Regions from separate parts of the Homo sapiens genome. Here region 1 is linked to region 2. Evidence: read pairs that join two places in POLR2A ChIA-PET (ENCODE). Cell type or tissue: A673. All regions are shown on one strand. Links, peaks and the distances in the headings refer to the core of each region. The heading gives the core; the rest is flanking DNA. Region 1 holds the start of SCTR (secretin receptor). Region 2 overlaps PTPN4 (protein tyrosine phosphatase non-receptor type 4).

The links. ChIA-PET counts read pairs that join two places held together with the same protein. Peaks named below come from ENCODE experiments on the same cell type or tissue, not always from the same donor. Only the 100,000 strongest peaks of a DNase experiment are listed, where the experiment ranks them.
Region 1: POLR2A ChIA-PET joins it to region 2 with 6 read pairs; 2 of 35 experiments call an interaction of 5 or more read pairs at or near these places.

Annotation. Positions count from the first base shown.
Region 1 is chr2:119,523,373-119,527,372 of GRCh38, forward strand. SCTR (secretin receptor) reads right to left here and starts at 1,111. Exons shown (of 13, transcript NM_002980.3): 1 at 783-1,111. The coding sequence starts at 854. In A673, for the core only: no CTCF peak of the experiment used is centred there; DNase peaks (open chromatin) are centred at 2,419 and 2,759; H3K4me3 peaks cover 653 bases; H3K27ac peaks cover 2,663 bases.
Region 2 is chr2:119,873,682-119,885,492 of GRCh38, forward strand. It overlaps PTPN4 (protein tyrosine phosphatase non-receptor type 4), which reads left to right. Exons shown (of 27, transcript NM_002830.4): 4 at 3,642-3,684; 5 at 3,783-3,861; 6 at 8,105-8,149; 7 at 8,416-8,468; 8 at 8,822-8,942. Among named protein-coding and RNA genes, the nearest start is that of PTPN4, 120 kb to the left of the region's middle. In A673, for the core only: no CTCF peak of the experiment used is centred there; no DNase peak of the experiment used is centred there.

The sequences.
Region 1 (4,000 bases), core at 1-4,000, 350 kb before region 2:
CAAACCACCCATCCTGCCGCTATTATTATTATTATTATTATTATTATTATTATTATTATTATTATTATTTTCCTCCTCCAGCCCCTTGCCAGGACCTGGCTTTGGGGAACAGCAGCGCCCTGGAGCCACCAGGCACGCAGACATTAGGGAGCCGCATCCCACACGAGACGGTGTGGGGAGAGCGGCAGGCGGTCCCATCGCAGACCCAGAAGCTCCTGCCAGAGCTCCCTCAGGTTTTCCCATCCGCAGCCCGTGAGTGTGAAAATGTCAAGGTTTGGGGGCAGACTGATACTGATGTGGGTTCCAATCCTCTTTTTCTGACTTGCAGCAAGAATTTTTATTCCCCCTCTCCTCTCCTTTCCTTTCCTTTCTTTGTCTGTAAAGTGACGGTGATAATAGCAGCCTCGAAAGGTGATTACCAGGTTTCAAGGAAAGATTGGAGGCAAAGCGCCCAGGACACAGTAGGCACTGCCACGGGCGGCTCCAGAATTTCCGTGTAGGAGAGTTTCAGAAGCCAGACCAGAGGAAGGGGTCGGTGGTGGGCACAGGGATTCATCTTAGAGCCGCCTTCGTCTGGCGCGCACGATGTTTTTCTTTGGGAAAGGGTCCCTCCGGAGAAGAGCTGGGAGAGATTAATGTTGGGAGGATTGGGAGGGAAGAGTCCCTATTCCTCATGGGAAGATCTGCTAGTCCCTCTCCACCTGCATCCTGCCCGAGGCCGGAGAAAGGGCGAGACTGTCGCTCCCTCGGGTCCCCAGCCTGCAGAAGGGCGCAGTACTCACCGAGTGCGCGGCGCAGGCGAGCAGCACCGGCAGTAGTAGCTGCTGCAGCGGCGGCGACAGGTGGGGACGCATGGTGCCCGCACGTTCCCCGAGGGCGCCCCGACGTCCGCCTGCCCGTGCCCTCTGCCCGCTCGGGAGCTCAGCGCCCCGCGCAGGGTCCCGGGCTCCGGCCGGCCGCTGCGCCCCGAGGAGCCATGGCTGAGCCACCCGACCTGCGGCGGGCCCCGGGACTGCTCCTCCTCGGACCAGGTGGCCGCGCGCGCTAAGCCGCCCGCCCCATTGATCAGGACGCGGCTTTGCCGGCGCGCCTCCTCCACCCGGCAGGGACTGGCGCGGGGTCGGCGCGGAGGCTGGCAGGGGAGGAGGCAGAGGGAGGGCGCGGGGACCCGGAGTCGGCTCCCGCAGGCTGGGCCCAAGCTGGAGGAGGCCAGGAGAGGGCACGCTGGCTTAGCCTTCTACGCGGCAATCCCGCCCAACCCCGGGTCCGGAAAGAGCACTGTCTCTGGAGTCCACGGACAGAAAGCGCAAGCTCGCTGGGGGCCGGTGGGCAACTTAGGTCACCTTTGTAAGCCTCGGCTTTCTCATCCCTAACAACACGTCTGATAATACCCACTCTCGGACTGAAAGTTGTCACACAGTCGAGGCCCATTGCATCTATTCCCCCCGATAGCTACCTTGCACTTTATTTCCGATTTTTTCATTATTGAAGTCATTAGCGCTAATTCCATGAAGTTTCACTCCCATGAACTCCTCCTTTGATGATGACCAAGGAGGATCTGTGGTACACTCAGGCATCTGGGGACCGTCCTGAGGATGAACCCCCTGGGAGGCTATTTAAGCCTCAGGCAGGTAGTCCCAGTAGCCCTCTCCATCGGTGCTGTGTATCCTGGAGGTTTGCTTTTGGCCTCTTAGTACAAGGCGTCTCTTAGTACAAGACGTCCTCTTAGTACAAGGCGTCTCTTTTGGCCTCTTAGTACAGGGCGATGGCCCTTTTTTACTGTTACATAAAAAAGAGAGTCTCACCATGTTGCCCAGGCTGGTCTTGAACTCTTGGGCTCAAGAGATCCTCTCACCTCGGCCTCCCAAAGTGCTGGGATTACAGGCATGAGCCACTGGGCCCAGCACTAGATGGGTCTTGCAAACTCAATTTTCCTTAGTCTGCACTGGTGCCCACTCCCTTCCTTCTTCTCTCTCCTCCTTTCTTGATCTTTCTCCCAGGCACTTTAAGTACATCAGCTCATTTAATTCTCCCTCACACCCCTAGGTGATACGATGTCCATTTGACAGAGGAGGGCATTGGAGGTGGAGGAGGATTCATTACATGTCTGGGTACTGCAACTCAGAGGCTCAGACAGGAAAGCCTGAATCTACCCTTACATGGCTGACCCGACTCTCTGTAACTGGCCCTTACGCAGAAGGCCATGCAGCTGTTAAGGTAACAATGTGTTGTCCTTAGCAGCCTTCCCTACCGGAAGAGACTATTAGTAAATTGAGGCTGGTAAATCCCAGCAGAAATAAAAGGGAGGAAAATCCATTCAGCTCCTAGGTCCAAAACCAATGCTCAGTACACATCAAACCTAAAGTATACATAATCACCAACCCCCTGCTAGAAACTCTTTCTACATAAATACTCACCCAAGGGCCTAATGAAATGTGCAAGGATGTTTGCGGAAGCACTATGACAGTGGCAGGAAACGAGATGATATATGGGGAAAGGGAATCACCCTTATTTCTTTCTTTCTCATGGGCAGCAGTCATTACTATAATGCTCCTGACTTGTTTCTACCCCTTCCCTCTCTCTGTCTGTCTATCCCCCACCTCTCTCTCATGTGCACCCACACGCAAGCATGCATGCAGGCACGTATACACAGGTGAGGCCAGCTTACATGATTGATGCATTTGGAATAAGGAACTGGCATGAGTTCGGTCCCCTCCTCTCTCCTTCCTTTGACAGTGTGCCCCCCTACAGAGAGCCTGTAACTGGATTTCCCTGGGCCAGGCTGTGATTAGTGGTCGAGGCTCTACTGGAACTGGTCCAGTATGAACTGTTGTCTCTCTAATTCTGGGGTTTAGTTAGGAAACCCACTTGCCTACAAGTATAAACCACATTCTGCAATACTGACTTTATAAAGTGATATTTGGCCGCATCTGTCTTGATCTTATTTCTCAATTGGTTCAAGTTTCAGGCTAGAAAGAAAAATGTTATTTCCTAGGCTGCTTGAACCGCAGCACCCTAAATATCCATCGCAAAGTGCCTGAGGTAAGGACTTGCAATTTTTACTATACAGATTTCTGTGTTGTTTGAATGTTTTCTGTAACAACGCTGCGTATGGCTGTTTGGCGTTGAAATAAATAAAAAGAAAACAACACAAAAATGCAATCCGTGCTTTATACCAGAGCTTCGTGATATCTGATGAAAAAACAAAACAACATTAGTTCTGGGCAATTCAATACATTTCTGGCCTGTAGCAAGCCATTCTTGCTTAAATGGGAAGCTCTGCCTCTCAGAGAGTTGAGAAAAGGGATTGAAGTGCTCCCTGAAAGGTCCTTAAAACCTGCCTAAGACAATTTCACAATAGGGGTAGAAGGGAAGAGGTAGGAAAACTAACCATATATTTACCACCTGTCGTGTGCTGGGGAGTCTGTTAGGAAGCTCGGGTGTGTTATCATATCCAGTCCTCCAAGACCATAAAAGAGATGGGAACTTGAGGCTTAGGAAAGATAAGTGCTTGCCTCCATCAGCACAGCTAATAAGGGGAGGAGCCAGGATTTGAATTCAGGACTGAGCCCAAGCCTGTGTCGTGAAGGAAACAAAATATTTCACTCTATTATTTGACATATTTTGAGATGGCTGTTCAGAGGGCCTCCAAACAGAAGTAGCCCTGCAAGGCTGTCTTTTACTGGGGAGATTGCATCTGGAGAGAGAACTCTGCACTGATGCAGCCAGGCTTTCTCTGTGGAACCTCCCATATCCAGATCTAAGAAAGGTTAACTGAGAGTTCAACACCTTAACTGTCTGAAAGACACACACACACACACAATCTGTCCTCTCTTAGGCCTGCTACCTGTGAGGTTTCATCTGCATAACAAGCCCAACTTTACCAGCCAGGCCTCCTCTTCTCCACCACCCCCCAACCTATTTTGCCACACACCATAAGCCCCCATTCTTCCTGTAACTTCAAGATGGAATATGAAAGCGTCCACCCTCTGGCCATTTC
Region 2 (11,811 bases), core at 3,388-7,387:
ATCAGTGTTAACTAGATAGTTATAGTTTCTAATAAAATATTATGACATTTAAAATTCATATATATTGTATTGCAGACAGTTCAGCTTTTCTCAGATGTAGCACAGTAATCCAGCTAGTACAGCAGTTCTTGGCAAAGAAAATGCAGTCTGTAACTAAATATAGGTAGTGATATAACCCCAATGCTCATTTATATAAGAACAAAATTAAGGGTTTATCATATGTGATTTCAAGATGTATTAAAACAGTTACTTTAAGCAGTTCCACTCCCAGATATATATTGAAGAGACTTGAAAATGTATGTCCACACAAAAATTTATACACAGATGTTCATAGCAACATTATTCATAATAACTAAAATATGGGAACAATCCAAATGTCCATCAAGTGATGACTAGATAAACCAAATATGGTATAGCTATACAATGAAATATTCAGCAATAAAAAGGAATGGCATACCACAGCACACTCATTGGGATGGCTATAATTTTTTAAAGATAGTGTTGATGAGGAAGTGAAGAAATGGAAATCTTTATACATTGATATTGGAGATGTAAAAGGTACAGCCATTGTGGAAACAAGTTTGGCAGTTTCTCAAAAAGTTAAATATACAATTATCCTGTGACCCAACAATACTACTCCTAGGCATGTACCCAAGAGAATTGAAGACATGTGTTCACACAAAAATGTGTACACAAATGTTCATAGCAGTATTATTCATAATAGTCGAAAAGTAGACACAACCCAGTATCAGCCATAAAAAGGAATGAGTTATTGTTACATGCCACAATGTAGATGAACCAAGAAAACCTTGTCTGTGAAAGCAGACAAACACAAAAGGCAACCTGTTGTATGATTCCATTCTTACGAAATGTTCAAAACAGGTAAATTTGTAGAGACAGAATGTAGGTTAGTGATTGTTAGGGGCAACAGGGAAGGGTACATTGAGACTGACTGCGAATAGGTACAAGATTACCTTTGAGGGTGATGGAAATATTCTGGAATTAGATAGTGATGATGGTTGCACACCGTAGGGAATATACTAAAGTATAATGACACATACATGTTAAAATGGTAAATTTTGTGGTGCGTGAAATATGTCTCACTAAAAATAATAAAAATAATGCTGAGTCTTGGCATATGCATTTTATAATTTGATAAATTTTGCCAAGTTATCCTCCATTGAGATGGTACAATTTATACTTTCAGAAGCTATGTATGAGAGTGCCTGTTCTTCTCACGTGTGTGTCATCAAACGTTTTAGTCTTTGCCCAATATTACTGTTGAAAAATAATAACCCAATGTAGATTACTTTTGTATTTCTCTAATTATGATCAAGATTGACTATCTTGTCATATACTTAAATGCCATTTGTAGTTCCTTGATTGTGAACTTGCATTCTTATTCATTGCCTGTTTTTCTATTAGTGTCAGTTTTTTCTTATTGATGTGTAGAACTTGTTTATATATTATGTTTTTTCCTAGTTTGTTTTGCAACTTGATGGATTTTTACAATGAATGCTATTTTTACCATTCAGTAGTGCTTGTTATAGCACTGTTCCATCTTCCTGGTTTAAACCAAGAACCTTAACCCTATCTCACTGATATCATTGATGAGAGCAATTAAATTTCTCAGTGCTTATCTTTGTACTTCTAAGCTATGTCAGCTTGACACATCTGTGTATGTAAATGTGTTTGTATTTCTTTTACCAGAATATTTTGAAGGAGAACTGAATGAGGAAGACAAGCTTTCAATAGATTAATTGATCTGAAATTTTGATTGTAGACAGTCATTAAAGTGGATATAATTTATGACTTTTCCTAGAAGATATGAAGAACAAAAATCACTAGATTAATAGATAGATGGATGGGAAGGTGGATAAATGGTAGATGATTGAGGAAAGAAGTTTATTAAACAGGGCTGAAAACCCTACCCCCAGCTATTGAGTCATTCAGCAGGTTTAGTCCTTCAGTAAATTATTTATTTATTTATTTACTTATTTACTTTGCTTACTTTCTTATTTTGAGACAGGGGATTACAGGTGTGTGCCACTGCTTTTGACAGTATTTTTAACTCATATTATGTCAAGCCCTGTGCTAGGTGCTGACTCTACAGTATTGACTGAAACAGCTTTTATCCCTGGTTTCATTATAATCTAATGAAGGAGTCAGACAAAAAAAGACAAAAGGTGAAACAAACTTAATTGAGGTAATGTAATGAAGGGATATAATGTTCCTTACTTGTTAAATGGGAGCTGTACGACATACTTTTGGTAGGGTGGTCAGTTGAAGGCCTTTCTGAGGTGGCAGGCTTTAAGCTGAGACTTACGGATAATGAAGAGTACTGTAGGAAATCTAGAGGGCATTCTGTGAAAGGGAAGCTTGAAATTGAGGGCCTTATGATGGCATCTTTCAGAAACAGAAAGGAGGCCATTATGGCTGGAATTTAGTAAGCTGAGGTGGAAGAGGTAAGAAGAGACCATACAAGCTGTAGTGTAAGGACTTTGGATCTAGTACTGAGAAATTATCAAGAAGTGTTAATCAAATGAGTGACATACTCAAAGTTATGTTTTAGGACTATTCTTGCTTCTTTATGGAGCATGAAGAGGGACATGGTGATGAGAAAATCAACTGGGAGAGCAATTAAGAGGCGATAGAGCTTAGACTAGAGAGATAAGGATGATAAATTGATAAATTCTAGATACAGTTTGCAGATAGACTCAGTTGGATTTGATGTGTTGGATGTTATGGACAGTGGAGAGGAAATCATTGTTAATTACTCCCAGCCATTTATTTATTATTAAAAATCTATGTGTTCTGCCTGGATTTAATTATGGGTGGTAGAAGTTAGGTTTATAAATAATGATACATAAACTTACTTGGAAAATACTACCACATCTAGTACCTCATTTTGGGTTCTTTGATTTTTTTTTAATTGAAACATGTTAGCAGTTGAAGTTTTTCTGAATTCAGTCCTAATTGTCCAGAAATAGAGCTAAACTGGCCTTCAGAAGTATTGAAACTGCTTAAAATTTCTCACACATAAAAATCAATCATTCTCAAAACTAAACATTATATCTTTAAAAATTGGTGGGTTTTTTTCAAATGGGAGGTATTTTATTTTTAAAGGAATGAGGCAAATGTTATAAAATTTCTCCTCAGTGGATTTTCAAGTTCTGTAGTAGAATTTTGCCTGAATGAGTATAAAGCCCAAGAGCATGTGTGTGTGTGTGTGTGTGTGTGTGTGTGTGTGTGTGTGTGTGCGTGAAGGGTGAAGAGAATTTTGAAAACTTGCCAGACTTTTAAGAAATATAGTTAGATTAATGTGAATCACTTCACATTCACTTCAGGTTGCTGCAATTATTAACTATCTTTACTTATGAAATAGAGGTTGTTGCACATTGTACTGTTTGATGGAAAAGTCAAATCAAAATCTTAATATTAACACATTCACTAATTTCTAGCATAATTTTATTACATTTGATATGAAAAATATTGTCTGTAATGCAATGATTTTTTTCCTACCTGGGCCTTTTCTGAAATGCAGCTTTTAGCATTAATCTCCAAATGGAACAGATTTGCAAGAATCAATATAGTAGTTCCTCAAGGAAAAAAGAAATCAGTTTTATTTATTTATTTTTCAGAGGTGGCTGGATCCAAACAAACCAATAAGGAAGCAGCTAAAGAGTGAGCATACATATTTACTTAATGTTTTGCAAGTTTACTTTATAAAGATAAAGGATTAATATAGTCTGATTAATTAGAACTACTTTTATTAATTCTAGGAGGATCTCCTTACAGTTTGAACTTTAGAGTCAAATTTTTTGTAAGTGACCCCAACAAGTTACAAGAAGAATATACAAGGTGGGTTTATGGATATATTTTTCTTGAAAATATTGTCAAAACTCTAATATGAAATTTTGAAATTAATTAGGCAAAAAGAAATTACTGTGGTGTAATTCTGAGCTTTCCAGTCAGTACACAGAATAAGTTATGGCTATTCCAAGATAACGTTTTCCTCCTTTTTTGGATGGCTGGGAGAGTGTAAGGGGATTTAGAACCTCAGGGCTGCCCAGTCCAGCCCCAGCTTCCTGAACCATGTAAATATTAAAAATTTCTACTTGTGAACACTGCTTAAGTGTGGCTATAATTAATTGAGGTCATCAAATGTGCTGAAATTGTATCCAAAGGATGCTGTGTGGTGAGAAATTTGGGTTTTTTTTTTCCCATGTGAAAGCATATTCTAGTATCTTTTTTTATTGGGGAGAACATAGAATTTATAAAATATATAACCATTATTTGCGGGTCAGTAGGTACCTTTTGTCCCCTATGTGTTTTTAATCTTTGGTTCCAAAAAAATATAATGGAGTTTATAAAGGATGTTGCAGAGAGTGCACTAGCATGTTGAGGCCTTTACATGCCCACTTGACTCTCCATTTTAAGTCTCAGCTTATGTTACTATCTAATTTTATGGTCATTTCGACTTGACAGAGTATATACACATGAATGATCCAGATGAACATTTTGATAATGTTCTTGATTATAGGGTGAAATATTGAAGGTAGAAATGGAGAAATACCAACAGTGTAGTAACTGTCAGTATTAACCTGAATGACAACCTTGTGTGTTGCCTGAAAGACAGAATTAGTAATGAGTTATTTTACAAAGACAGTTAAAAATTAGCATGTTATACTCTCTGTAAAATTCTCAGATATAAGAATATAGGCCAGTGACTACATTCAGAATTACTCTAAAAGATAGGTGTCAAAATTAAAAAATCCATACCTAAAATTACCTATAGATGGGATGTTAAATTTTAATGTATTGGTTATCATTTAGGATACTGTCTTGGAGTAGAGAAACAAAAGGATAAATTATTTAATTAGCTGCAGCTGCCAGTTCTAAGGTGTTTGCAGAGTTTTCAGTAGTAAACCAAGTGAGAAAAATTAGATTGAAATTCTAGAGATTTCTTTTCAGTCAGTGTGTTTTGGGGTGGGTGCGCAGGTGTTCCTTTTTTTTTTTTTTTTTTTAACAAATGGGAGAACTCAGTAATGTAGTCTCTGGATTATGTAATCCTAATGCTTGCAACTATTAGTAGAATCCAAGCTAATTCCTCTTGAAAAACTAAGTTGTGGCCGGGTGCAGTGGCTCACGCCTGTAATCCCAGCACTTTGGGAGGCCAAGGTGGGCGGATCACGAGGTCAGGAGATCAAGAACATCCTGGCTAACACGGTGAAACCCCATCTCTACTAAAAATACAAAAAATTAGCCGGGTGTGGTGGCAGGCGCCTGTAGTCCCAGCTACTGGGGAGGCTGAGGCAGGAGAATGGCATGAACCCGGGAGGCAGAGCTGGCAGTGAGCCGAGATCACGCCACTGCACTCCAGCCTGGGCGACAGAGTGAGACTCCGTCTGAAAAAAAAAAAAAACAAAAATGAAAAACAAAGTCGTGTTATATGTATACACCTTAGCTTAATATTGTAGCCCTTAAAATATTGTCAGTTAAAACTATGTTTATAATGTACTTCACTTGAAAAACTGTCTTTGAATTTCTGAATGGAGGTAGAATGTGTTGATTCTTTTATAGCCTGCATTGAAAACATAATAAGGAAATAAATATGTTTCACTAATAAGTTGAAATAACTGCCTGAAGCAGAAGAAAGTAAAATCAAGTTTGATGGTAGTCAAGGAATTAATTTGCTCTCAGACCCTTTTATAATGGAATGTTATGGAATCTTATAACTGGTATTGTTTGGTAAAATGGGGTAAATGTCTAGTTTTTTGTAAATTTTACTACCATAGTGTATATCAGTGATTTTTCTACTCTGATTAGAAATTAGAATCATTTGGGGGAGCTTTAAAACCATAATGATGTCTTGGCCACATCCCTAGATAATTCTGATTGAACAGGTCTTAGATGGGACCTGAGCATAGGCATGCACAAGTTCCCCCAAATGATTCTAATATATAGCCAAGGCTACATATTAGCCAAAGCTTTAATGCTTGAGTAGCCTTAATGTGATGGTTATGATTAGTAACAGTGCACCTTCTGCCACAGCTGCTAAGTTTTCAGAACTAGTTTAGACCCCAGGAAACAGGAAATCTGCTGCACCTCCTTACCTTGAGATTTCAAGAATGTAAATAGTATATTCCCAATATGCAGATGAATCTGCTCAGTAATTCTTTCTCAGTTTTTAGCTATATGAAAGTTGACTCTGTTTGGTAGTGAGCCAAGAGGAGAAAATAAACTCTATGTAATACTAAATTAATTTTTAAAATATCCCTTTAACTAATGAATTAGTTTAGTTTAATTAGTGAAAAATATTCCTTTAATTTTGAAATTATGGGGGGGTGGGGGGCGGGAAAGAATGGAGTCAAACAGGTTCACCAGGTTAAACACCGTTTACTTTTAGCAGGTGCTAGCATCATTAGAACTGAATTTTTCCAATTCCTGAGATACATATACTAGGCAAGTTGATACTACTTTCTTCTTACAAATGTAGAAACTAAGGCTCAGCCACATTTTAACTAATTTGCCCAAGATCACAGGCTAGTTTTGCCTAGGACTTGAATTCTGGTTTCTACTTTTAACAGTTAAGTTCTTGCCTCTTGGTTAAATGAGTATGTAAGTAAAATTTGGCAAGTATAGGCATTATTTATGTCAGATTTACAATATTATGGCAAGGATATGCATGACCTTTAAATCCTGACTATAAGATTGTTTCTTACCAGGAACCTTTAACTTTGAATTTTTTTTTTTTTCTTTTTTTGAGATAGAGTCTCACTCTGTCGCCTAGGCTGGAGTGCAGTGGCGCGATCTCGGCTCATTGCAAGCTCTGCCTCCCAGGTTCACGCCATTCTCCTGCCTTGGCCTCCCGAGTAGCTGGGACTACAGGTGCCTGCCATCACGCCTGGCTAATTTTTTTTTTTTTGTATTTTTAGTAGAGATGGGGTTTCACCGTGTTAGCCAGGAAGGATGGTCTCGATCTCCTGACCTTGTGATCTGCCCGCCTCGGCCTCCCAGATAACTTTGAATTATTAAACCAAAACAGGCCTGATAGAAATATACTGTCTTGGATTGAGTAAATAGATTATATTTATAATATTATGCACTAAGCCTCACAAGAAGTTATATATGAAGCCAGGATGTTTGTATTCTTTTTTTTTGTAATGAATATCTGATTCTCTGAAAACCTCTTTGGTAATTTGAATATTGTCATGGAGCTCTTCAGTGACTTAATCAGCCAAACTAGAATTTCTAATGACTTTTGACTCTTGGAATATGTACTTTTTTTAGTTTAGTGAAATAAAAAATCTTAAGATTTCCTGGTTAAACATTTAAAACCAAAAAGTTTGGTCTTCTGCCACCCCTATACAACACAGGTGACTTTGCCCAAGTATTGACAAATCTTTGAGTGGGTTACCCACTAGCAGAGACCAAAGGACAATGCTATCTTGTAAGCAATGACAGCAGGCTTGTTAAAGAAAACCTAAGTTTTTGTTGGTTTCACAGGAAATTGAATACTTGACAATTCTAACAATAGTAGACAAAAGTATTCTTCCCCTGCCCCGCCAATCAAAGAGAGACTTCCTTAATTCACATGGAAGTGTATAGGTGCTTTTCTGTAACAGGCAGCTTCCTGCCATCTGATGATAAAATGATCAAAACGCTGGCCTGTCCTTGTAGCTGGCTTTCTATCTCAGACCAGCGAAAATCATCGCTGGTCTCTAGTGCATTGCTTACAATGCTCTTCCATGTTTGTGATACTCAGGTTTTCTATGCTTCCCACTTCTTTCTGCATATACCAACCCTCAAGAGTATTTCTCCCTCTGTCATGTAACTATTTGAAATCTTGAGGGCTTCTATAATGGAAGCTAGTGGAAACAAGACATTCGAAATACAAATTTCATACATCAAAGAGTTTTAAAGATTTAGATTCATGAGCTTATGAAATCTTATTTTTAAACTACTTTACATGTTTTAATATGTAAATTATAAAAGCAAATATTTAAATATGTTTATTTGTTAATGTAAGTATACAGTTTCTTAGAATTGAAATTGTTACAATTCTATTAAATGCTATCCTTTTTGTTTGTTTGTTTTTAAGGTACCAGTATTTTTTGCAAATTAAACAAGACATTCTTACTGGAAGGTGGGCTCTTTAAATTTCTTAAAAAATTTTTTGTAATGGACTTTAAAAATACTTTTTAAATCTGTGTTAAGTAATTCATGGTCATTGCAAACAAATTATTTAAGAAGGTTACATGTAGTGTGAATTCCTTTCATCAGATAAGTTTATTTCTTAACAGTTAAAATCAAATCACATGAAACTTCAAGTGTGATTGTTTAACAAATTATAGCACTTTTGAAATTGCTATGTTTAACCTTCGGTTGTGTATTTTTGTTTTGTTTTATTAGATTACCCTGTCCTTCTAATACTGCTGCCCTTTTAGCTTCATTTGCTGTTCAGTGTAAGTATCAGCCCATTTTTAGGTCAAATAGCATATAACTGTGGTTTGTGTTGCTAGTACATTGGCTTCAATGTGGGAGTTCTTTAGAAATGTTGCTATATAGAAAATAGTGACTGCAGTGGAAATGTAATGAAATCTCCAGTTAGTTAGCAATTACTATGATTTTTGAAAAAATTTCCTCTGAAATTGAGACCAAGAAGAATGTTAAATGGATTGCTGTGGCTTGCTTAAGTGGTTATATTAGAAACATAAGTATTTTACATCCAGAAATAGAATTAATGGCATCGCTGATTTGACTATAATAATTTAAAAATTTGTTTATTAAAATGTGAATGTTTTCCTTTCATTATTAGCTGAACTTGGAGACTACGATCAGTCAGAGAACTTGTCAGGCTACCTCTCAGATTATTCTTTCATTCCTAATCAACCTCAAGATTTTGAAAAAGAAATTGCAAAATTACATCAGCAACACATGTAAGAGTTTTTTAGTTTTTTATTTGATAAACTTCTTAATGGCATTCTTTCTAGAGAAATGTTTGAAATTCTAATATGATGGCTGTATTTAATATAGAACAATTACTGTTACCTAAAATAATATTATCATAAAGAAATATAGGTGATCTATGCTAAAAAACGATTTCATAGAATATATGAAGCTCATTTTCATTTCTATTCAGAGCCATTAAGCTATCTGTAAACAGATATTTATTTGCTATTGTGTAATAGTCTAAATAATTTTAGAATATAAACAGTATAGTCACAATATAGAGATCAGTCTGCTTAGTAATTCTTTCTCAGTTTTTAGGTATAAAGGACTTGATTCTCCTTGGTAGTGAGCCAAGAGGAGAACAGGAACTCTATATAATACTGAATTAATTTTTAAAAAATATTTCTTTAAGAACAGTACAGGTTGAACATCCTTAACCCAAGAGTTTGAAATTCAGAGAGCTCTAAAATTTAAAACTTTTTGAGCACTGACATTACACCACAGTGGGAAATTCTGCACCTGATCCCATGTAATGGGTTTCAGTCAACATTCGGTGAAAACTTTGTTTCATACACAGAATTATTTTAAATATTATATAATATTACCTTCAGGCTATGTGTATAAAGTGTATATGAAACATAAATTTCATGTTTAGACTTGGTTTCTATACCAAGATATTGCATTAAGTATATGCAAATATTTCAAAACTTGAAAAAATCTGAAATCTGAAACACTTACGATCCCAAGCATTTCAGATAAGAGATACTTAACCTTATCAATATTCATTCATTAACAATATTCATTCAACTTTGATTTTTTTGTGTGAGTATAATTTTATATATTATTTTTTCAAAAGAGATTTGTTGCCTTGAATAGAAAGTAATATTGTTTATTGGTTCAGAATTCAGTTGTGCTTCAATATACAATTCAGAATACTCAGGGAAAAACTAAGGCAGTGTTGCGTATTGGCTAAGAGTCTGAACTAAAGAGCCAGACTGCCTGGTTTGAAATTCTGTAAGATTACTTACTATCTTATAACCTTGGCCAAACTGTTTTATGCCTCTTCTTCTCTGTTTCCTTACGTAAACTGGGGATAATAAAAGTATCTATCTCTGGAGTTACTGTAGGTCTTAAATGAGTTTATATACATAAGGTTCTCAAAACCATACATAGCACATTGTAGGCACTGAAGAAATGTTAGCTGTTGTTATTATTAAGAAAACTTACTTTCTTTTACTAATAACTCATGTATCTAAAACAGGATAACAAACCATGGCCATTGAAACGGAGTCTCGCTCTGTTGCCCAGGCTGGAGTGCAGTGGCGCGATCTCAGCTCACTGCAAGCTCCGCCTCCCGGGTTCATGCCATTCTCCTGCCTCAGCCTCCCGGTAGCCAGGACTACAGGTGCCCGCCACCATGCCTGGCTAATTTTTTGTATTTTTAATAGAGATGGGGTTTCACCGTGTTAGCCAGGATGGTCTTGATCTCCTGACCTCGTGATCCGCCTGCCTTGGCCTCCCAAAGTGCTGGGATTACAGGCGTGAGCCACCACGCCCAGCCCCTATTGCCTATTTTTATATGGCCCACAGGCTAAGATTGTTATGTAGATTTTAAGTGGTTGCAGAAAATCAAAAGAAGAATAGCATTTTGTGGCATGTGAAATTTTGTGAAATTCAGTGTTCATGAATAAAACACTTACTGGAACACAGATACCCTCATTCATTTATATGTTGTCTATGGCTGTTTTCGCACAATGGCCAAGCTAAATAGTTGCCACAGAGACTGTATGTCCTAAAAGCCTACAATATTTACTGTCCAGCCCTTTGCAATAAAAGGTTTGCTGATTCCTGATCTAAAATAGACTAATGACTGAGTTTTTAATGGACTACCTAATGTGGTGAGGGGGCTATTTTAATCTAAGTAAATTCCATTCATAGTGAAAGTTATACATACAGCATATCAGAATCAAGAGTTTGAAGATAAGCCAGATTTTTTTAAATTTACCGATAATGAAAAGACTCTTAAGGAAAAGCTTATTGATTATATATATCTATTTGGTTTAAGTAAATGATTCATCAGATCTTTAAATGAAGAAAAACAGAAGTATCCACTTTAACTGGAGGGAGTATATATTTAATTTAATTTTATAGAAATTGGAAGTGTACTGTTTTTTTTGAGGAGTCGTGTTATGATCATGCATTAGCGGGCTGTTGGCTCCCTTTTCTAGTAGCATTAGTGAATAGAAAGTTTGTATCTTTGTTTTTGTAATTTGCTGCTTTTGCTCTGCTGTAGTCTGATAATAACAGATAACTAAGGTTGTAAAAACTATATGTGAAATAGGAGTAAATCTATTTTTAAAGGCCTTACATTTAGAGCAATGGTTCTTCAACTTGTGTTTATAAGAATCACTTGGTATTCTTGTTAAATATAAACAGTTTTGACCTCATCCTTTCTAAATCAGACTCTACAGAATAGTCTTCTTAAACCATCTGTGATGAAAGATGATTTCTTCCCCCCAGCTGTCATTATTGTGTTACTTATATTTTGTAGAATATAATAAAAATTAATTACTAGAAAAATAAAGTGGAGAAAGAAAACAAAGACGTAAAAAATACAAGTCCTCATTTGTTTGTTTTTTTGTTTTGTTTTTTTGCTGTTAGATTTAACAGATATTACCCAGGCAGATTGCTATACAAGCCTCCAACACTCAGGTTCCATACTGTGAATCAACCTCTGTCTGTGCACCACACTCTGAGAAGCACTGCCCTGGAGGTTGGCTTAGAATCTGCAAGTTTCAGAGATATCCTGTGTGATTTAAATGCAGATATGGTATATGAACCAAATTTTGAGAAATA